4 separate regions of the Homo sapiens genome follow, and regions 1, 2 and 4 are each linked to region 3. A link is a loop called in an ENCODE intact Hi-C map of the cell type or tissue named here. Cell type or tissue: mammary epithelial cell. All regions are shown on one strand. Links, peaks and the distances in the headings refer to the core of each region. The heading gives the core; the rest is flanking DNA. Region 1 overlaps SLC6A15 (solute carrier family 6 member 15). Region 2 has its middle 160 kb from the start of TMTC2. Region 3 holds the start of LOC105369875 (a long non-coding RNA gene). Region 4 has its middle 290 kb from the start of SLC6A15.

Region 1 (5,913 bases), core at 489-5,488, 350 kb after region 3:
TTTATTGGCATATAATTACTCATAGTAGCCACTAACAATCCTTTCAATTTCTGCAGTATCAATTGTAATGGTTACGTTTTTCATCTCTGATTTTATTTATTTGGGTCTTCTCCCTTTTTTCTTTGTTAGTCTGGCTAAAGGTTTGTCAATTTTGTTTATCTTTTCAAAAAGCCAACTTTTTGTTTTGTTGATATTTTGTATTTTCTTCATTTCAAATGCATTTACTTCTGCTCTTATCTTTATTATTATGTTTTTCTACCACTAATTTTAGTTTTGGCTTGCTCTTCCTTTTCTAATTACTTAAGATGCATCACTAGATTGTTTATTTGAAGTTATTCTCCTTTTTTGATGTAGGCACTTATAGCTATACATGTTCCTCTTAGTATTGTTTTCACTGTATCCCATGAGTTTTGGTATGTTGTGTTTCAATTATCATTTGTTTCCAGAAATCTTAAATTTTCTTCTGAATTTCTTCATCGACTCACTGGTCATTCAGGACCATATAATTTACTTTCAATGTGTTTGTATAGTTTCCAAAATTTCTTTTGTTATTGATCTCTAGTATTATTCCCTTGTAGCCAGATACGATGCTTGGTATTATTTCATTTTCTTGAATGTTTTCAGACTTGTTTTGTGACCTAATGTATGATCTATCTTTTAGAATGATTCATGTGCTGAGGAGAAGAATGTGTATTCTGAAGCTGATGCATGAAATTTTCTGTAAATATCTATAAGGTTTATATTTGGTCTGTAGTGCAGATTAATTCTGATTTTTTTTGTTGATTTTCTGTCTGGGAGATCTGTTCAATGCTAAAAATGGGGTCTTGAAGTCTCTGGCTATTATTTTATTAGAGTTTCTATCTCTCTTTAGATCCAATAATATTTGCTTTATATATCTTGGTTCTTCAATGTTGGTCGCATATGTATTTATAATTGTTATATCTTCTGACTGAATTTACCCCTTTATCATTAAATAATGACCTTCTTTGTATTTTCTTGTAGTTTTTATATTGAAATCTATTTTGTCTGACAAAAGTATAGCTACTCTTGCTCTTTTTTTTGTTTGTTTCCAATGATTTGGAATATCTTTTTCCACCTTTTATTTTCAGTCTACATGTATTTTTATAAGTGAAGTGTGTTTCTTGTAGGTGACAGATTATTTGTTCTTGTTTTTTCATCCATTCAGCCACTCTATGTCTTTTGATTGGAATATTTAGTTCATTTATAATCAATGTTATTATTGACAAGCAAGGACTTCCTCTTGCCATTTTGCTAAATTTTTTCCAGTTGTTTCATTGTCTTCTCTTTTTTCTTTTCTTCCTGTCTTCCTCTTAGTGAATATTGTTTTCTCTGGTGGTATGATTTAATTTTTTTGCTTTTTGTATATCCATTGTATGTTTTTCAATTTGAGGTCACCATGAAGCTTGCAAATATTATCTTATAATATATTATTTTAAAATGATGACAACTTAACACTAATTGTATAAATGAACAAATATCCCAGAAGAAACCTTATAAAAACTCTATACTGTAACTTAATCTCCTACTTTAAAAACTGTTTTTATTTCTCTTCATATCTTATTGTACTATGTCTGAAAAGCTGTTGTACTCATTTTTAATATTTCATCATTTAGTCTTTCTACTTAAGATGAGTATTTTACACACCCCAATTACAATGTTATAATATTCTATGCTTTTCTATGAGCTTACTATTACCCGTGAGTTTTGTATCTTCTTGCTTATTAACACTATTTTCTTCCAAATTGAAGAACTCCCTTTAGCATTTTTTGTAGAAGAGGTCGGGTATGAATGAAATCTCTCAGCTTTTGTTTGCTTGGGAAAGCCTTTATTTTTCCTTCAGGCTTGAAGAATATATTTGCCAGATATACCATACTAGGGTAAAGGTTTTTTTTTTTTTTTTTTTTTTCTAATTTTATTTTTGGCTCCAGCACTTTAAATATGGTATGCCACTCTATTTTGGCCTGTAATCTTTCCATTGAAAAGCCTGCTGCCAGACATACTGGCATTCCATTATATGTTATTTATTTCCTTTCTCCTGCTGCTTTTAGGAGCCTTTCTTTATCCTTGATCTTTGGGAGTTTGATTATTACATGCATCAAAATAGTTTTCTTTGGCTTAAATCTGCTTCGTGTCCTATAACCTTGTTGCATTTGAAAACTGATATTTCTAGGTTTAGGAAGTTCTCTATTATTATCCCTTTGAATGAATTTCTATCCCTGTCTCTTTCTCTATCTCCTCTTTAAGGGCAATAACTCTTATATTTGCCCTTTTAGGCTATTTTCTATATCTTATTGACATGCTTGATTCTTCTTATTTTCTTATGTCTCCTCTGACTGTATATCAAATAGCCTGTCTTCAAGTTCACTAATTCTTTCTTCTGCTTGATCAGTTCTGCTATTAAGAGATTGATGCATTTTCTGTATGTTAATTGCACTTTTCAACTCCAGAATTTCTGCTTCTTTTTAATTATTTCAATCTCTGTTAAATTTATCTGATAGAATTCAGAATTTTTTCTTTGTGTTATCTTCAATTTCTTTGAGTTTCCCCAAAACAACAATTTAAAATTATCTGTATGAATGATCACATATCTCTTTTTCTCCAGGACTGGTCCCTGGTGCCTTTTAGTTCATTTAGCGAGCTCATGTGTTTCTGAATCATCTTGATGCTTGTGGATGGTCAATGCTTCTGGGCATTGATGAGTCAGGTATTTATTGTACTCTTTGCAGTCTGGGCTTGTTTGTGCCTGTCCTTCTTGAGAAGGCTTTCCAGATATTCAAAAGGACTTGTGCCTGAAGCCCAATAATGCTGTTTTTTGTTTGTTTGTGTGTTTGTTTGTTTTGTTTGTTTTTTTGAGATTCATAGAGATACTCCCTTGGTGACTTGAATAAGATCTGGGAGCATTTTCTGGATTACCAGGGAGAGACACTTGTTCTCTTCCCTTAATTTCTGTCAAATAAATGGAGTCTCTCTTTGTACTGAGCCACCTGGAACTGGGAATGTGGCATTGCAAGTACCCCTGTGGTCACCACCACTGGAACTATGCTGGGTTTGACCTGAAGCCAGCACAACACTATGTCTCACCCATTGCCTTCTGTAACCACCACCTGGCTACCAACTGTGTTCACTCAAGGCCCTACAGCTCCATAATAGGTAGGTAGCAAAGCCAACCAGGTTTGTGTCCTTCTTTTCAGGTGTTGGGTTCTCCCAGGTCCCAGACAGGTCCAGAGATGCTGTCTGGGAGGCAGGGATTGGAGTCAAAAATCTTAAAAATTTACCCAATGTTCTACTCTTCTGCAGCAAAGCTGGCATTCAAACCACAAGACAAAATTCTCTCCACTCTTCCCTCCTCTTTCCTCAGTCAGAGGAGCCTCTCTCTGTGGCCACTACCACCAGCCCATAAGGTGCTCTGCCAGACCACCACTGATGTTCACTTAAAGACCAAGGACTCTTACTCACCCTTCAGAAAAGTGGGCTCCCGTCTGGCCAAAAGCTGGTCCAGAAATGCTGTCCAAGAGCCTAGTCCTTGGCTCAGAGACCCCAAGACCCTGCTTGTTGCCCTAGCCCATTGTGGCGGAGCTGGTACCTAAGGTGCAAGACAAAGTCATCTTTATTTTCTCCCTGATTTCCTTAAACAGAAGGAGTGTTTTACTATTGTCACTAGAGCTGGGAGTGTGCTGGGTCACATATGAAGCCAGTACATCTCAGAGCCCAAGGCCCATGGCATACTACCTGGGTATCACTACTGGTTATTCAAGGCACAAGGGCTCTTTAGTCAGCATGTGGTAAGTCCTGCCAGAACTGGGTCTTTTCCTTCAGGGCAGAAGGCTCCCTTTTGGCCCAGGATGTGTCTAGAAATGTCACCCCCAGGAGCTAGGGTCTGGAATGGGGACCTCACAGCTCTACTCTGTGCCCTATCCTACTGTGGCTGAGCTGGTATCCAAGATGCAAGATACAGTCCTTCTTACTGTTTGATCTCTCCTCAAGCAAAAGGAAGGAGTCATTTTTGTTGCTGCAAGTCACACTGCCTGGGGTTGGGGGAGTGGTGGCACAAGCACTACTCCCTTAACCACCCAGGCTGGTGTTTCCCTAGGTCATGTGCCACCCTAGTCCACCCTAGTCCCAGCCCAGCAGTAGGAATTGCCTAGGAATTGCAGTCCTTGTGTCCTAGACTGCCTTTCAAGTTTACCTAGGACCCCAGAGCACTTTGGCCCATGTTGGTGAGGCTTGCTGGGACACCCAAGTTTTGACTGCTGGGATGGGCGATTTCTTTCCGGATATGTTTGGTCTAAATGCTCTCTCTGTGCACAGGTGCTGACTCAGCCTAGCACAGCTTTTCTCTCCTCTGTGGCAGGGCAGCACTGAGTTATATGTAAAAGTCCCTTAGTCACTGTGCTTTCCCTTCCCCAAGTGCACAGGCTGCACAGCAGGCCCTCTGTTAGGAAATGGGAAAGAGGTGGCTTCAGCAATTCAAGAATGTCCCCTACCCTCTTCAATGCCTCTTTCAGCAATATGAAGTTAAAACCAGTATTGTGAATGTTCACCTGATTTTCTTGTTCTTGTGATCGTGCTTTTCTGTGTATATGCAGTTGTTAAAATTTGGTGTTCCTGCAAGGAAGATAAAAGGTGTAGGCTTCTATTCCACCATCTTGCTCCACCCCCTCATCCTTTTATTCCACTTTATTATCCCTCCCGTCACAGTCCCTAGTCTCCTTTCTGTTTGAAGACAGACAAATCTTGGCTACATCACTTGGAGGTGCAACTTTAGGCCAGGGTTTATAGAAGTAGTGGAAAGTAATACAAATTTGAAAGCCTCAAATTTTACAGTATAGAGAAGGCTATTTCAAACCACCATTTGTTGATTAACTCTTACATTTCCTGGGGAAAGGCAGGTAGCAGGTCTCACTGGCAAAGAAGAGAAAATGGAAAAAAAAATGAATAGCATTTATACTCTAATTATAATGGTGTCTTGTATAAAGTACTTAGAATAAGTTAGAATTTTAGTTAATAGAACCTGAGTGAATAAATCAATAAATAAGTGTACAGCTGAAGAACTGACTGCATGAAGGAAGCAAAAAGAAGAGAACTTTGTTCATTTTTCTTTAACTTCTTTGGCCAGATTTCCTTATCTGCCAAGTGAAACCATAATAAGGGTTTTAAATTCTATTTCAATTCAAAAATAAGATTCCTGCATTGTTCATATTACTCAGTGAATAGAAGGATGGAGAAATAATTCCTAGTGCAAGGCAGGTACCCGACTGTAGATTATATCAAAAGGAAATGAAATCAGCACTTCATAGAAAGATCTGTGCTCCCACGTGCATTGCAGCATTATTCATAATAGCCAAGATATGGAAACAATTTAAGTGTCAAGCAATGGAAGAATGAATAAAGAAATTGTGACATATATACACAATGGAATATTATACCATTTGTGAAAGCATGGATAAACTTGGAGGACATTATGCTAAGTGAAGTAAGCCAGACAGAGAAAGAAATATAGCATGACCTCACTTATATGTAGAAATGTAAAAAAAAAAAAAAAAAAAAAATCAAGTATATGGAAACAGAGAGTAGAACAGTTGATTACCAGGAGCGGGAAGAAGGTGAAAATGGGGAGAAGTAGGTCAAAAGATTCAAAGTTACATAGAATGAATAACTCTAGAGGTCTCATGTAAAACATGAAAATAATAGTTAATAATATTGCATTGAATATTGAAAAAATTGCTAAAAGAATACATTTTAGGTGCACTTGCCACCAGAAAATGTAACTATGGGAGATGATGGACAAGTTAATCACTGCAACTATGTTTATGTATATCAAAACAGCATATTGTACACCTTAGATATATACTTTATTTGCTTTCACTATATTTATATACATCAAAACAGCAT
Region 2 (5,913 bases), core at 445-5,444, 2.0 Mb before region 3:
GGGCAGATGGAGTTATTCCTTGAATATCAATTAGCATAGTCCATCCAAGTTGAAGACTCTGACAATTGAATACTTCAACTTAATGGATCTGTTTTCAAATTCCCTTTAATGGCCCTTCTGTGACCATAATATCTACTTTTCCAGACATCCTAAGTAGAAACCATTATGGACAATATATGTAGAATTCTCTAAGGATAGCATATGGAGGGGAGAATGTGAGTTGCCAAATTTAGCAGCTCTAGAGAGAATGTTTTTGAATTAAACCTGAATCTATGGGGATTACAGTTCATTTATGACTGACAAAACATATCTTCCCAATTCTGAAAGATAAATCCCACTGATATACACGTGGATTTCACAGGGTTTCTCAAAAACTATAAGGAAAAAAAAAATCCTTTCCACAAAATGCAGTTCTATAACTATTTTGGAATTATGGTAAGTCACATGTTCTTTTTGCAGTTTTCCTCAGGTTAAATGAGGAATTTTCTAAGTACTGTGCCAACTGTACTTACAACCTGAGTAAGCTCAGATCAGAAGATTCATCCCTTACATATTAGAGTAAGATCTTTGTTTTGAAAGAAGAGAGGAAGACTGAAATGCAGTGGCTATGGGCTTTAGGATTTTAAAAATAAGTAAAATTTCAAAAGTATGAGAGATGGGACTGAAAACATTGTCAAGTTTTTCTTTTGCTGAATAAGATCAGTTTTAATTTTAATTTTTTAAATCAATTTTAATATTACTCTATTTTTCTTTTCATAAAGATGATTGACAGTACAAAAGTTTGAAGTTCAAAGTGCAGGTCTTTAAATTTAATGTACTTAGCTTCATGAAAAATTATCTTCATTTATCATAGTGTTCTAATTTCACTGTGGACCAGTGAAAATATTGTGGCAAACCAGCGCTGGTCTGCAGAACCACAACCGAAAACCTCTAGCCTGATTCACTTTGTTAACATGAGCTAGTTCTCTACCCTAAGCAGCCATTAAAATCTAACTCAAAAGCTTCCAATGTCTAACTAAACAGCAAATACCTGTAATTTAGGACAAAATGATTAAATCTTTCAGTGAATATTTGCATTTGTTGGAAAATGGTGTTTTATTTTGTACCCATTTAATAAATTCTTTGGAATAAAATTTCATTTTTTTCTTACTACATTCAAGGACCCGGCATAGCTAGGATTTTACCAAGCTTTGAGTAGTTCGTATCGTAAATATTAACATGTTTTGAAACGTTAGCAAGACTTCTAATTTACAAGTGGAGATCACTCTTAATTCCAGCTTTCCTTTTTTTCATTCTGAATGAAAAACCTCTTAAGTATCAGATTTTTTTTTTACAGGTTAAACCAAACCATGAACTCCATGAAACTACTAAGATTCCTTGTTTTGTTGGCTTCGTCTTGAGTTAAATGTCTAATAATAAATGGTCATTGAGCAGACACTTAAGAATCCTTTTATTCAGCGATTTTGATATTTTAAAAAGAGATTGGTCTGTTATGAAAAAAGAACTTAGTTTTATTTTTGCTGGTTGAGCAGCTTTCCACTGAAAATGAAAGGCTAAAAATTTAGTTTTTTCCCTCTACTGAACTTGGAAAACCTAGATTTAGGATACTTACATTCAAGTACACTTTGTTCTTTTTCCTATCCTTTTGAAAATTAATATTAATACTCTGACATTTTTAGGAGAAAGAATTAGTTAAGTCTTCCCTCTGGCAAAACTATCAGGCAATCTTCTCCAGCATTCAATTCCTTAAGGGCATGGAAGGAGGTGTCTTTAATTTTTTTACTCCTTACCCTGTTACTCTGAAACTTAATGCGTGCTTAAATTCCATCCATCTGAATTTAGCCTAAGACCTAAAACAGGTAAAACACACATCAAAATAATTTTGCCCATGTTAAATTAATCTGAATCCTGTAAAGTTAGACTAGGGGAAGTGCTGATGGAGAAAATCACTTTTTTTTTTAACTGATATCACTTCTGGAGTATTTGAATGTTTTTACAACAGGTTTGTGTTTCTTTTGATTATAAGTAAAATCCTACCAAACATTGTTTATTTTTATTTTACTGTGAAATGAATACTTACTATGAGATGTACCCTCTTAGATTTTTAAGTACACAATACCATATTGTTAACTATAGGCACTATGATATACCGAAGGTCTCTAGAATTCATTTACTTTGCATAACTGCAACTTCAGGCATTGCTTTTGAAATCTGAAATACGTGTTCTGATGACTCTATAGCAACCATGATTTTATTCTCAAAAAATAAATACAGATGAGGGTAAAAACCAAAACACATTTCTTGAACTAAAGAAATTATTAAATGTAGACCTTCAAACCGCGTTAAAACCAGCAAGAGTTTGTTATTTTTCTTAAACATTTAATTTTCAATGCATTCTGGTTATTTTCTCCTACGCATCTTAGAGAAGAGGTTATTTGCTGAAATTGTCAATGCGGCTTTGGCTACATTATCTGACAACCAGTAGAGGTCGCCACCTACCACATTGTAGCAAGTCAGGGAGAGGAAAAAAAATTATGAATGTTTGGTTAGTAAAAATGCACAGAGGTCAGAAGTTTTCAATATGAAGCTTTCCTCTTGAAAGCTTTGCATAATTGAACCAATATTCAAGTGAGAGGAAAAAAGAATAAATAAAAATAATGGATCCAAGATGTTGGTGTTACAGAACTTCAAAAAACAGAATTTCTTAGAAATTACATAAAAATTCTTCTAGTTGACTTAGTTAATACAAATTATTCTTCATGTCAAAACATTGGAAAGAAACCTCAAAATGTTATCAAATCTGAACATAATAAAATGTATACATTTGTAAAATGGCATTGTGGTCTCTTTCTACTAGTATGTGTTTGGAACCCCTAAGCATCTCAAATTTTTGGTTTTGACCTCACATATTCTGTGACTTTCATTCTGTGTTTTAATTTTTCTTAATTTATTAGTTGTATCTACTGCACAGTGAAAATTAACCTGTCATAGTGTTAAAGTGGCCTGTGGTTATCACAACTGAAAAGAGCACATTGAAGCTTTAGTATATAATTACTGCTACTTGGTTTCCCAAAAGAAGTTTAAAGTTTAACTTATTTTCTTTAAGTCATAATTAAACTGAGAAGAAAAGACTTCTTTTTTATAGTTTGGAGGGAGAATCTATGTATATCTTGACATAAGAAAATATCTTCCCTTTAGAAGAGGGAATAAACGTATGCTTGATAATTTAGAATGTGCAAATGGGTAGTGATAGGTGATTCAAACAACGGAAGGCTTTTCCAATAAACAAAATGTTTTTAAAAATAGAAATGGTTATTTCAGAAGTTCAGATGGTGAGCTTACCATCACTAGAAATGTTTGCATGGATGGATAATTAGTGAGATGTGGTGAGAATCTTGGTAAGAATGTGTTAGGAATTTGAATACTCAGGTTTGAGGGGGAAGCTTTACTAGATTTCTAAGAAAGATCATGTGTAATTTTTAGGGTTTTTTGTTTTAAATTGATAACAGTGTTATTGATAAAATTATGTTGCATTAGGATAATGCTACGTTAACAAATACATCTAAACATTAGAGTGGATTAGCACAACTGTTTATTTCAAACTCATGCACTATTCCTTGCTGTTATTAATGGTTGGTGGATGACTCTCCTTTATACGGAGATTCAGGGACCCTGGTCTTTATCCGTTTTGTGGCTCTGCCATCTCCTAGGCCATTGAAGTACTTTGCCTCCACCCAGCAGAAAGGGAAAGAAACAAAAGAGAATGAACATCTAATTCTTAAACTGGAAATAACACACTTACTTCTGCTTATATTCCATTGCAGAAAGCTAGTTAGATGACCCCGCATGGATTGAGAGAGAAAAGAAAGCACAAATATTGATACTCAGTTGCTTTCTTTACCACTGTCCTCCCTCTGACAACTGAACATTTGTGCACATCCTTTTTCTTACACATGTATTATCTCTACAAAGAAGTCAACTCAGAGTTATATTTAGTAACTTGATCCAACTAAAAGTCCAGAAAATCTGGGTGATACCTATCCCCTCCATCAGGTCTGGGTGTGACACCTTATAATCTAGTGACTATTTCCTAAAGTATATTGCACCAGTGGCCAAAACCTTAATCATTCCTTATATCCACATTCTTTGCCATGTAACTCAGTGTCCACTCCCTATGCATATAGCAGTGTTCCCCCAGCCTTTTACTCTGGTCTCAGCCAGGTGACTTGCTTTGATCAAAGGAATATTAGCAGATAAGATGTAAGCAGAAGCTTGCCCTCTACTTTCAACATAAGAACATGCTTATGTCTAGTCCACAGAAGGATGAAAGACATACAAAGCAAAGCCAGTTGCCTCAGCCAAGGCATCCTCGGTTAGTTGACAGCCAGCCATCCTCCAGATAGATGAGTGATCTAAGCCAAGATGGAGCTGCCTGGCTAAACCCCAGCTGATTCTAGACATGTGAACAATAAATGCTTAATGTTGTATGACACTTAGGGTTTTGCAATTGTTTATTATGCAGGCTTATTGTGGTCATAGATAACTGATACATGTACCAAACAAGACTCTCAACTCTTAGTGAGCAGAAATTTACTTGGTTTCATTTTCTACATAAAATATAATGCTATACTTTCTCATACTGGAATGCAAACTTTGTTGAGTTCATTTTAATACGTAGCAAGGTTAAGCTAGATAAAATGTTGTAAATATTGTGAAACATAAGCATGAATTAATTTTTATATCTTTATAGCACTTTTAACTTTTCAAACCACTTTCAGATGTCCTTTCACTTGATTTTCACAGCAACTTTGATAGAAGGAAAAGTAGATTCCTGTATTCCTAACTACCAAATCTCAGTGACTAAGTTACTACCCCAATTACAACTGGCTAATGACAGAAGAAAATCAAACACACTGGAATCCATCTCTCCTGCCTTCCAGAATGTACTCCCATTGCTGAATAGGCCTTCATTAGAGAAGTAAGGAGACAACAGTTTTTCCATAGCTATTGTATGATAAACATGATCATAACACTCTTACCTCATTACTGGATATTTTCAAGGTTAAGATTTACTCCTTCAGAAGTCTCTGAATTATGCCTATTCTCTCTAATGAAATGCTTTCCCCAATATTTTCTACTAAAGGATCTGCAGAACTGATCAGTAAACACGAATTGGATGTAAAGAAATTCTTACCTGTAGCAGAGTTTCACAACCTCAGCACTATTGATGTTTGGGCTAGATAATTATCTGTTGTGGGAGTCTTGCCTGTTTATATTCAGTAGCAACCCTGACTTGTACCCACTAGATTCCAGTAACATTGCCCCAGTTGTGGCAAACAAAAATGTCTCTGGACGTTGCCAATTATCACCCCCTAGAGTGATATTCATCCCCTCTTCCATTCAGAAACATGGGCAAATTAAATACAACTAGGATTTTGCGTGTCAGATTCTTAGAAGATGAGAGCTGAACATAAGGAATCAGTTTGTGCAAACTTTTCATTTTATAAAATTTTATATTTCTATTTTCACTTTGTAAGGAAGAAAAGTACACCCAAACAGTTATTCAAAGCTACAAAACTGGTTAATACTATGTCTTTTGACACACTATTGAATTATTTCATATTTTATTTATCTGTTCCCCTTTACTCTGCAAATAAAATTAAGGGACTTTGGATAGACTGTGCAACTTCTAATTCCCGTTCTAGGTCCAAGTATTGACTTAGTGGCCTGCTTTCGGGTTTCTGTAGAAGCCTCATCCTACCCAGGTAATGCCACACACATATCCTTACCTGACTTATCTTCTCTGCCTCTTCAAGTTACCCACAAACCTGACTATCTTTACTACTATCCCCCTGCCAGGCCCTGGTGCAGTCTTTTCTCCTTGTCTCATCTTTCTGGCTGACACTTTAAGGT
Region 3 (5,000 bases), core at 1-5,000:
CAATTCCAATTGATACATCATATTAAAATTTATGCTTCCTTTTACAGCCAAGATTTCTGGCCCCAGAGCTTGTATCGAACCCATGCTATGTTACAGAAAAATATTAGCCTTTTTTTCTTTAGAGTTTGAGGGTCAAACTTTTTCCAGTTCTTGAGGATATATCTGAGAGGCATGTTCTGTGGTATGGAGATGCAATTACCCATTTGTAAAGAAAGAACAGAGGAGAGAAGGGGAAAAAAGGCACCCCCTTTTATTTCCCTATTATCCTTGAATAGGGCATTTGTCTTTCACCCCTGGGATTTCAGAATGAGCCAGTCTCACCGGGTACCCTTAATTTTCGTTCCATCTTGTTTTAAGGAGGCACGATTATCCACTTGAGAACAGAGGGCATATGGGAATGAACAAAGGCCCTCTAATCATCCCTGGGGTTCCAGAATGAACTGGTATCACCGGGTACCCTGAACCTTACCTTTACCTCTGTTCTAATGGTAATCTGTTCTGTGCCTGTAGCCTCGCACCAGCCTTCATCTCTGTCCTATGGATAATTTGGTTTCCTGTGTTTTTGGCCTCAGGTAGGCCTATATGCTTGACTCTAGGACCTTGCATTGACCCTTGTCCGGAGAATCCTAGCAATGAAATAATTTCCCATCCTTTTGTGTTCCCATTCCCCAGGTCCTTTCAGGCAGATGAGGACCCTGTTTCCAGCCAAGAGCCGTAATGAGGCTGGGCTCCCTTTTTCTCTGAATAGCCTTGCCTTGGCAATCTTTGTTGATGTTGAGAATGAGTTGGAGAACGTCAGAAGAAAATAAGAAAATGTTACCCTTGATAGGCAATGTGCAAAAGAAGTGTTTAAAATAAGCAGGGCAATCCCTCTGTAATAGGCAGATAGGGAAGGAAGCATTGGGGATGCTCATGGAAAGCTCTTGTGCTTTCACAGAAACACCAGCTTCTGGTCCCTAGAGAGAGTGCTTGTCAGCATTCTTGACATAAAGGAGAAAGCCCTGGAGAACCAGAGAGTTTGGAATAAGAGCTCTCATCAGGCACAGAAAAAAAAATGCTTATTCCCCCCCAAAAAAAACTAGCCCCAGTATTGAGGTAGGGAATGTCCTTAGTGGACCACAAATGGAGGTTCTGTGAAAGTTGATAAAGCTCTTTAAGAACCAGCAGAAAACTAAGTCCTGGAACATGATGGGGATAAAGAGTGAATAGTAAGCAACCAGGAGTTGACAAAACCAGGGCTCCCACCAGTGCTCGTTTTGACAGTGAGCCAAGAGGCAGGAGATGGGCTGGAGATCATCTGGACTGGGGGAGTAAAATCAAGTGCAGATCTCCGGGGACACCAATAAAGGTTTCCGCCTCTTGGTTGCCAGGCAGACACAACAAGGGCTGCCAGCACACAAATGACAAACAGAGAGTGTATGTTTCAAGCAGGAAAAGAACTTGCAAGCACACAGTGAGAGCAGATAGGAGGATGATTTGCCCTTGAGGCCAATATTCCTGCCAGTGTGCAAGGCCATTTCAGAGTACAGAGAAAAGAGCAGGAAAATAGATGGTGCAGGTGCAGGTTTAGGGAAAGAGCTGACTTTAGCTGAAGGAGAAGCAGGGAAGTTCCCCAGAAATTTCACAGTGCAGGCTTAGCTCCACCACCCTTGCACACTCCCTGTTGGGAGGGGCATAGTAGTTTAGGACCCTAAACTCCTCCCACCTCTGTGAGTCACCCATCAGGATGACCTGAGAAACCAGAGGGAACAGAATCACTGTGGCCAAGGGGAGTGCTTCTGGGGAACAGTTTGTAGGTAGGAGAAAGGCAAAGGGAAGTGAAAAAGGAAAAGAAAGAAACAGGCAGGAAGAAGAAAAAGGGGAGAGGAAGGGAAAGCAAAAGGTAGGAGACAAAAAGGAAAAAAGAGAAAGGAGAAGAAACCACATACAAGGGTTTGAATGCCTCTAGTGGAAGAACGTGAGGCATTGCAGGGCCTTACCACTAGATGATGGATCTGAGTCATGGCACCGAAGTACATTACCAGCTGGTGAGCTGTCCGAAGAAACTCCAGAGTGGCAACTCTGCAGCAAACTTGGTAGTTTGACTTCTCAACGCAGAGAATTCAAATGAGAGACACAGGCAAGGTTTAAAGAAGGAGAGAGAATTTCTTTTAAGCAAAGTGAGAATTTATTAGAGAAAGTAGGATACTCTGGGAAGAAGGCCAAGTGGATGACTTGAAAAATTGACTTCCCTGTTCTCTTTTTTGTTTAGACTCTAGAGATTTTATACCCCATAATGTTTCCCAGGCTCTCTATCTCCTCCCTTTCTTCCCCTGGGCGGGCTGTTGCTTAACTGTTGCATATAAGGTGGCCTGCCAGCACTTGTCAGGGGCCACATGTGCAGTGTGTTTACTCAGGCCCTGTACATACTTGTTAGTGGCAATTCACCCTTACTGGTCAAGTACACCCAGAGGAAGGTCATATCATATACTGGTCAAATTCTGCCATCTTCTACCCTTTTACTGGGCATGCTTGAAACCTTATCAGGAATTATGGCTTACTAACTCCAGGTTTTCTGTCTGTTGCAACACTCCTGTCATTCCCAGTACCAGTCATGGCCAGTTATTATCTCAGAGGGATAGTTTTATGCCCACCTGTCTTTCACTCAATGAGATACCAAGGAAAAAAGAGAAAGGAGTCCCTCCCTGGGGTACCTCCCTTTTTCCTGCTCATTATTTCAGAGGGACAATTTATAATCGTCTGACTGTGACTTGATAAATGCCCAGCATTCCCAGGCACTGTCTTTCCTGCCCTGCTCATGTCTAGCTACCTGCTCTAACAGACTGTTAGAGGTTGAATTGTGTATTCAAAAATATGTGTTGAAGTTCTAATCCCTACTCCTTAAGAATCTGATCTAATTTAGAAATAAGTCTCCTGTAGGTCTAATTAGTTAAGTTAAAATCAGGTCATACTAGAGTAGTGTAGAGCCTTAATCCCATATTACTGGTATCCTTATAAGAGGAAGGAAATTTGGTCACAGAGACAGAGACCAATATAAGTATAATGCCATATGATGAAAGAGGCATAGATTGCTGTGAGGTGCCTTTCTGCCAAGGGGTGCCAAGGATTAATGGTTATTAGAAGCCACAAACAGGAAGGTAGTATTCTACCCAGAGTCTTCAAAGGAGCATGAGCCTGCCGACATCTTGAATTTGGACTTCTAGCCTCCAGAACTGTGAAATAATAAATTTCTGTTTTTTACCACCCAGTTTGTGACACTTTGTTGGAGTAGCCCTAGAAGACTAATAATATTTAAAATATCAGACTATACTTTTAGTTATGGTGGGAAGTATAAATCCAAGTTTATTACTCTTATGTGGCTAGCTATTTTCCCAGCAATATTATTTAATAGTACATTTTTCACACATGCATACACATAAATTCTTCTAACTCTGAAATTGAGTCCTACAAGTTACATATCATTTTATTTTGTCTACTTTTAACTCTGAAATTGAGTCCTACAAAAGTTACATATTATTTTATTTTGTCTACTTTTAATAATAATTTTATGGTAACTGTAATTTTATAATATGTCTTAATATTCTATCCCTCTTCTTTCTCCTATTTCAAATTTTCTATTTTGGGCTTTTTGCTTCTCTATATGAATATTTGGCTTAATTTATCAAATTATGTATTATAAGTTTATAATATTTATAAGAATCTATAAAATTGAAAACATTAAAGAATTTGATTTAATTGTAAGTTATATTGAAGAAATAAACATCTTTGCTATATTAAGTCTTACCATTTACAAATCAGATATATCTCCATTTTATATTTATTTCTTATTTTGACTATTATTCATTAGAGTTTAATGTTTCTTCATTGAATATTTTGTATCTTTTGAAATGTTTATTCTCAATTACTTTACAGTTTCTCTTGCCACCATAAGTTGTATATCCTTAAATTATAGTTTTGAACTCTTAATTGCCATTGGAGAAGTAGTACACTTGAAGTAATATGTATAGGTACGTACTATGTGAACTTTCTTGTTAGTATAGTTGCGCTTTTCAGATTATTTTCAATTTCTTTGTAGAAAATGTTATGTTCATATAATAGTCTTCTTGAAGTGCTTTCCAATTATTATGCTATGAATATATGGTAAATCATATGGGTCTAGTTCTTTGTCTTAATTTTATTTTCTGCATAGATTTGCAATTACTAATTTAATTTATCTTAGAGTCATATATCTATAACTACTTTCAAATTATGATTCAGATTTTATCATTATATATGTCCAAGGAAAGTTTTCATTTTATACAAATTATCAAATGTGAGAATTATCTACTGTATCAAACATCATATCCCATTTTCTTACTATACCCTTTCCTAATAGACCTTCATATGTATATACATATTATATATATGAGGGTGTATTAGACACATACAAGTCAAGCATGTTTACTTTTCTTGGTGAATATTCCTTTTATCATTATTATAGGGATCTTTATTAATCCTATTATTTTCTGTTTACTTCAAGTATGTGCGATTATTCTCATTTTCTAGCTATCTTTGGGAGACTAAGGGTCTGGTAAAACTTTTTATTTTTTTAATGGTCATATAATAATATTTCATTTATACCTTTTATACTAAGTATAGCTGGATATTGTTTAACATTCAATTTCGGAGTTTGTGCCCACTGCAAGTCTATAACTTTATACATACTGTGAAGAGATTTAGGTTCTATTATCCTCTGTTGCCTCTAATTGAATTTTAAAATTTCTCTCCTTTCTCCTTAATTTTTTTCTATTGATAAAACTTACAAATTACATCTTGGGTTTTTAGTGGTTATTTAAAACCTTTAAAATGAATAATTGACTACCAACATATGAAGTTATTTATTATTTCTATTATCTGAAGCCATAAAAATAACTCAAATATCTTAAACAAAATAATTTCCCTCACATATCTTTCATATTACCTTTTTTAGGACAACAACTTTTAAAATAACAACAACAACA
Region 4 (5,913 bases), core at 508-5,507, 110 kb after region 3:
GAAAAGTCAATCAATATGACAAACTTCACTGTTGTTGTCTTATTTGTTGAAATTGCTATAGTGAGCCCCTCCTTCAGCAACCACAATCCTAATCAGGCAGGGGCTACCATCTTTGAGGTAAGACTTTCCTCCTGCAAAAAGATTATGACTTACTGAAGGCTCTCTCTCTCTGTGTATGTATGTGTGTGTGTATATATATATGTACAAATAATTTTAACTCAATATGTATATATATATGCAAATAAATTTAACTCAAGGCAACCTGTGTTAAGTGCCATATGCAAGAGAGGCCAACAATGAGCTATATGAGGAATGGAAGATTTCAGAATTATTGTTAGATTCTGGAAGATGGGCTGAAATTTATATTTGTATGATCTGTAGTCAAATGATTAAATATTTAAGTCCAGAGTGTAAACTAAATGTAAAGACAGAAAATTACCAGTGATTAAAGAATAAGGTGTTTTTCAGTGCTTTTGGAATGCATTTAAAAATCAAGTAGATAAGAAAATCTATGTGGTAGTTAGGATCTTACTTTGCTACGTTTACTTCCATTAACTGCCATCTAATTAGGAAAACAAGATTTAGTCTAAGGATATATATATATTTTTAACATATAAATTGCCATTTTTCTAAATATAGAAAATAACTCAATTTCATTAATTCAGATTAATTTACTCCTTAAATATTAAATAAACACTTACGTACTACTGTTTAAGTACTGATCTAAACTCTTTCTAAGAATAATTTTATTTCATTCTCAAAAAACCACTCCTACTATTATTACCATTTTACAGGTGAGGAATTTGTCCATATGGATGCTAATCAACTTGCTGAAGCTTATGCCACCAGTAAAAGGCAGAGCCAATATTCCAACCCAGACAGATTGGCTCCAGAATACAAAGTGTGAAAAACACCATGGTATGCTGCTTATGATGTTTAACAATATAACTAAGCATAGAAAATAGGGGTTATAAGTTACTTTTGTAATGTTTATTAATACTTAGTATCTTTATAATGCTACCTACCATAGCCTTTTAGAACTAGACATGTGATATGGTTTGGCTGTGTCCCCACCCAAATCTCATCTTGAATTGTAGCTCCCACAATTGCCACATGTCTTGGGAGGGACCCAGTGGGAATGACCCACATGTCATTTAATTATGGGGACAGGTATTTCCAATGTTATTCTCATGATAGTGAATAAGTCTCAAGAGATCTGATGGTTTTATAAAGGGCAGGTCCCCTGCACACGATCTCTTGCCTGCTGCCATGTAAGATGTGACTTTGCTCCTCCTTCACCTTCCATCATGATTCTGAGGTCTCCCCAGGCATGTGGAACTGTGAGTCCATTAAACATCTTTGTTTATTAATTACCCAATCTCAGGTATGTCTTAATTAGCAGTGTGAGAACAGACTAGTATAACATGATTATTTTATGTGGTGTTAATGACCTACTAGAATGTATTCGATGGATATGGCAATACATAGAAAAAGCTTTTTCATGGCACATAATAGTTTATATCAACTGGTGTATTCACAGGTTTGTTTTCTGTGTAACTAAAAACAATGGATGCTGATATGGTTTGGGTGTGTTCCCACCCAAATCTCATGTTGAATTCTAGTTTCCATAATCCCCACGTGTCATGGGAGAGACCCAATGGGAGGTAATTGAATCATGAAGGTGGTTACCCTCATTCTGTTTTCATGATAGTGAATGAGTTATCATGATATCTGATGGTTTTATAAGGGGATTTTTCCTCTTCTCTTGGCACTTCTCTCTCCTGCGCCACATGAAGGACGTGTTTGCTTCCACTTCCACCATGATTTAAGTTTCCTGAGGCCTCCCCAGCCATGCAAAACTATGAGTCAATTAAAATTCCTTCCTTTATAAATTACCAGTCTCGGGCAGTTCTTTATAGCAGTGTGAGAATGGACTAATACAGATGCATTTTTGAATGTGTGAACTATTGTGAGCATGTTTCAAGCCAAACTTCCTGAACATTATTTTCCAGATAAAAGAAATTATTTCTACTCACAATTTTCAAAACCAAACATTTTTACCTCAAACCTATAAATATAAAATTAATGCTTTCACGTCTTTGTTTTTCTATCATTTTTGTCATCTTTCTGATTGCTGATTTTTCATTTATTATTAAGTTCTCCTCCTTTAACACTTTCATATGCATACTTCAAAGAACATTGTTCCTTAATCAAGACAGATTTGAAATAGTTCCTATTCTGTAGCACACAATGTTCTAGTTGCCTTTTCTTATTGGTAGTTGATGCACAAAACTAGAAGGTAAAGGGGAAAAAAAGTCTGTTTCTTCTGAGAAGCTGTTTAAGAATGAATAAGTACTGAGAAGAAAAAGAACAATGGATAAAGAAAAAACACACAAAAAAGATGAGGAAAAACTGTTGAAAATATGTTATTGGCTATTTGAAAAATCCTTATGCTTTTAAGTACCTTTCCAATCTATAAAATAAAAACTTGAATATGGTGGCTCTGAACCTTAACCTTCTATCCGATAGATAGCTAATGCCTCTCAGAACTAGTAATGGTAGATCAATGACCATTTAATGACATTATAAACATTGATGTGATTATACCAAGAAGGTTAGAAAAGTTACTATTATGGATCAAATGGAAAACCAGTTAAAATCAGTTTGGTAACTATAACTTCAGGAAAGAGAAGTTTAGACACAGGAAAGTGTTTGAGAGTTTCCTATAAAATATCCTGAGACACTGATGTTCAGTGATGCGTTCCTTACTAGGGAAATCCAATGTAATTTTCATTTAAAAAATAATGGTACACTGATTTTTTCAAAGCTAATATTTACAATGATGTTCAATCCTATTATTATTCCTGTGGTTTTTAAAGGATTTTAAAATTATGATAATTATTTCCTCGAAAGTCATCTAAGGTTAAATATTAGGTGCATTTCATCTTAGGATATTTTAGTGCCCTCTAGTGTGCAGATATTTACAATAGCATTTTATCTTCTAACTTATGTGATTGCTTTAAAAATGCAAGATTTAATAAATGGCGATTTTGGATCGATATGAAGTGAGTGAAAGAAATTCAGCTTGGAAAGCAAATTAGAGCCAGATGTCAAATCAACCTAAATATAAAACACAACAAAATGTAACTTTTTTTTGCTTCTTTTCTTCCATTCAGATTGAACGGCCCCATTTCCACTTCTTGAATGCCAGACAGGACTTCTCATTTGCATTAATCCATCTTTAGATTTCAAAGGTTCAGCCAAGGTAGACTGTGGCTTTTACCCTTTTAAATACTGGGAGTTTCATGTTTTCTGCTGTGTGCATATATGAAATAGGGTAAACATTTCACTAAAATGGGTGCCTCCTCCAAATCTACTAGCCTCCAACACACTAAAACATTTAATCTGTGATTAGAGCAGTTTGTTTGTGCCAAGTAAAAGGAGCCTAACCTAAAGCCTCCTTCCATTCCTACAAAGGAATTGTTTTTAAAACAATGATGAGATTTTAAGAGATGCCACTATTCAAAAACAAATCAGGGTCTGTGGGGCACCAACAGAATGGATTTGAGTCAAAATCAAAGTTTAAGCTAAGTTTGGGAAATCATTTTAATGAAGATCTTTTGAACTTTACTTTAAATCCAGTGATAGACCCATCAAGAGCATTAAGAGGGTAATTATTCTTTATCTATCAATGGCCAATATCAACAAACAAATCTTCTACATTGAAAAGATATAATGGAGCCTATCTACCAGCATTCTTTTAATTTCCTATGTGAATCTATGACTTTTAAATTAGATACAGTCATATAGAAAACATGGACAAATTTATACTATTAATACTAGATAATCTGTGAATGCCTCTCAAAACTGACTTGCTTCACCTTTCTTGTATTTACTGAAAAGGGAACAACAGCAAAATGGAGTAACTCCAAATTGTTTGGTGGTTTTCCATATCAGAAAATGTCCACTAATATGAAGAACTATTGCTGAATATTCAAGAGACATTCAAATGTCAGGTAACGATATTTTATTTGGCAATGCTATATTCTTATTGTGATCCAAATTGCATGAACAATGATATCTGTTAAAATTAAAAAGAATTATTTTGTCTGTGTTTTGGCAAATCTACATGTTTCCTGTGTGTAGCTATGAGATGAAGCCATAAAATTTAGGGGATTGCAGCATTAGAAGAAAATAACATTGCCACACAATTTTGAGTCTAAATGAAAATTCAGTTGATATTTTCAATATTTTAAGATAAAATATTAATAAGTATGTCATTCAGTCAATCTTCTACTTATCAATAATAAATATAACACGTTAGTATATATTTCATAATACATTACTCAAACAAACTGAGTTTTCCTAACTTGCTACACTGAGGAAACATTACATATGGCTTTATCTCTAAAATGTACCAAGGAGCTAGAGAGCCATGGAACCTGATGTGAAGTAACTTGTTTCACAACATAGTAAAGCCTCCAGACAAGCCAGATAGTACTAAAGCTCAAGAGTTCATTGGAACATTCTGTTAGGTGAATCTACTCCATTCCTACCTCACAGGTTGGGAGTAATTTTTACCATTTGCCATGGATTAATTATTTGTTTGTACAGAAAAGTAGTTACAACCTTGATAAACTGTCAGTAGAAAAACAGTGTTTGGAGCATTGCTTTCTCAACATCTTTTTTTTTTTTTTTTTTAAGAGACAGGATGGCAGAGACATGGATGGAGCTGGAAGCTATTATCCTCAGCAAACTAATGCAAGAACAGAAAACCAAACACCACATGTTCTCGCTTATAACTGGGAGCCGAACAATGAGAACACATGGAAACACTGTAGGGAACAACACACACTGGGGCCTGTTGGAAGGTGGGAGGCGGGAGGCGGGAGGAGGGAAAACAACAGGAAGAATAGCTAATGGGTGCTGGGCTTAATACCTAGGTGATGGATTGATCTGTGTAGCAAACCACCATGGCACACGTTTACCTATGTAACAAACCTGCACATCCTACACATGTACCTCATACTTAAAAGTTGAAAAAATAAATAAATAAATAAAATACAGGGTCTCACTCTGTCACCCAGGCTGGGGTACAGTAGTGTGATCATAACTCATTGCAGCCTTGAATTCCTGGGGTCAAGCAATCCTCCTGCCTCGGCATCCTGAGTAGCATGACCACAGGTGCAGGCCACTACACCCAGCTATTTTTTTTTTTTAAATTTAGTTGTAGAGATGTGGGGTCTTGCTATGTTGTTTGGGCTGGTCTCCAACTCCTGACCTCTGGCGATACTCCCAGTTCAGCCTCCCAAAGCACTGGGATTACAGGTGTAAGCCATTGCACCCAGCCCTCAAAATATAAGTTTTATCTTACATAAGAGAGAAGGATCAATAGCAGGCAGTGCTTCAAGCCATTATATATTTTTATCTTGCTACTTACTAGTTTATGGCATTTCTATCTGAAAATAAGTGTCCCCATTAAAGAAGGAAATGTTATAAATAAATAAGCTTAGTATTGTCAATCTTCTCTGGTATGAAAGAGCAAACCAAATCATCTTACTAGGGGAGTATGGACAGAGTCATGTTCACAGACCATGCCTGTGGATAAAACCTTTTGTTTTTCTGCCCTCCTTAAACAAAAGAGAATAAACTGCAGTTCTGCACAGGTTTTGAAGCAATTCAAGCAAAGTACCTCATTAGTTAAGGGCTGAGACATGTGAGTAATATCTGAATTACTATGTAATGTTATTTAAGAATAATATTAATAAATTAAAGGAATAAAATCAATGAACTACTCTCATTTTTTTCAATAAAATCTCTGCTCTCCAACAAATGCTAGTCTTTTGCTATTTCAAATATTTTATTCTTTTGCTTTATAAAAATTATTAATAAATTAATGATGATGAAAGCAGA

The links. Peaks named below come from ENCODE experiments on the same cell type or tissue, not always from the same donor. Only the 100,000 strongest peaks of a DNase experiment are listed, where the experiment ranks them.
Region 1: it touches region 3 in a loop (4-fold over the local background); 9 of 110 quality-filtered maps call a loop at or near these places.
Region 2: it touches region 3 in a loop (6-fold over the local background); 22 of 110 quality-filtered maps call a loop at or near these places.
Region 4: a loop joins it to region 3, with 2.4 times the contacts of the local background. A loop is called at or near these places in 4 of 110 quality-filtered maps.

What each region holds. Positions count from the first base shown.
Region 1 is chr12:84,853,637-84,859,549 of GRCh38, forward strand. It overlaps SLC6A15 (solute carrier family 6 member 15), which reads right to left. Exons shown (of 12, transcript NM_182767.6): 12 at 5,855-5,913. Among named protein-coding and RNA genes, the nearest start is that of SLC6A15, 56 kb to the right of the region's middle. In mammary epithelial cell, for the core only: no CTCF peak of the experiment used is centred there; DNase peaks (open chromatin) are centred at 2,725 and 3,035; H3K27ac peaks cover 1,178 bases.
Region 2 is chr12:82,524,889-82,530,801 of GRCh38, forward strand. No RefSeq gene overlaps it. Among named protein-coding and RNA genes, the nearest start is that of TMTC2, 160 kb to the right of the region's middle. In mammary epithelial cell, for the core only: a CTCF peak has its summit at 2,477 (motif pointing right); no DNase peak of the experiment used is centred there; H3K27me3 peaks cover 255 bases.
Region 3 is chr12:84,506,777-84,511,776 of GRCh38, forward strand. LOC105369875 (a long non-coding RNA gene) reads right to left here and starts at 2,130. Exons shown (of 3, transcript XR_945151.2): 1 at 1,980-2,130. In mammary epithelial cell, for the core only: a CTCF peak has its summit at 1,948; DNase peaks (open chromatin) are centred at 1,705, 2,015 and 2,355; H3K27ac peaks cover 2,074 bases.
Region 4 is chr12:84,616,294-84,622,206 of GRCh38, forward strand. No RefSeq gene overlaps it. Among named protein-coding and RNA genes, the nearest start is that of SLC6A15, 290 kb to the right of the region's middle. In mammary epithelial cell, for the core only: a CTCF peak has its summit at 2,966 (motif pointing left); no DNase peak of the experiment used is centred there; H3K27me3 peaks cover 181 bases.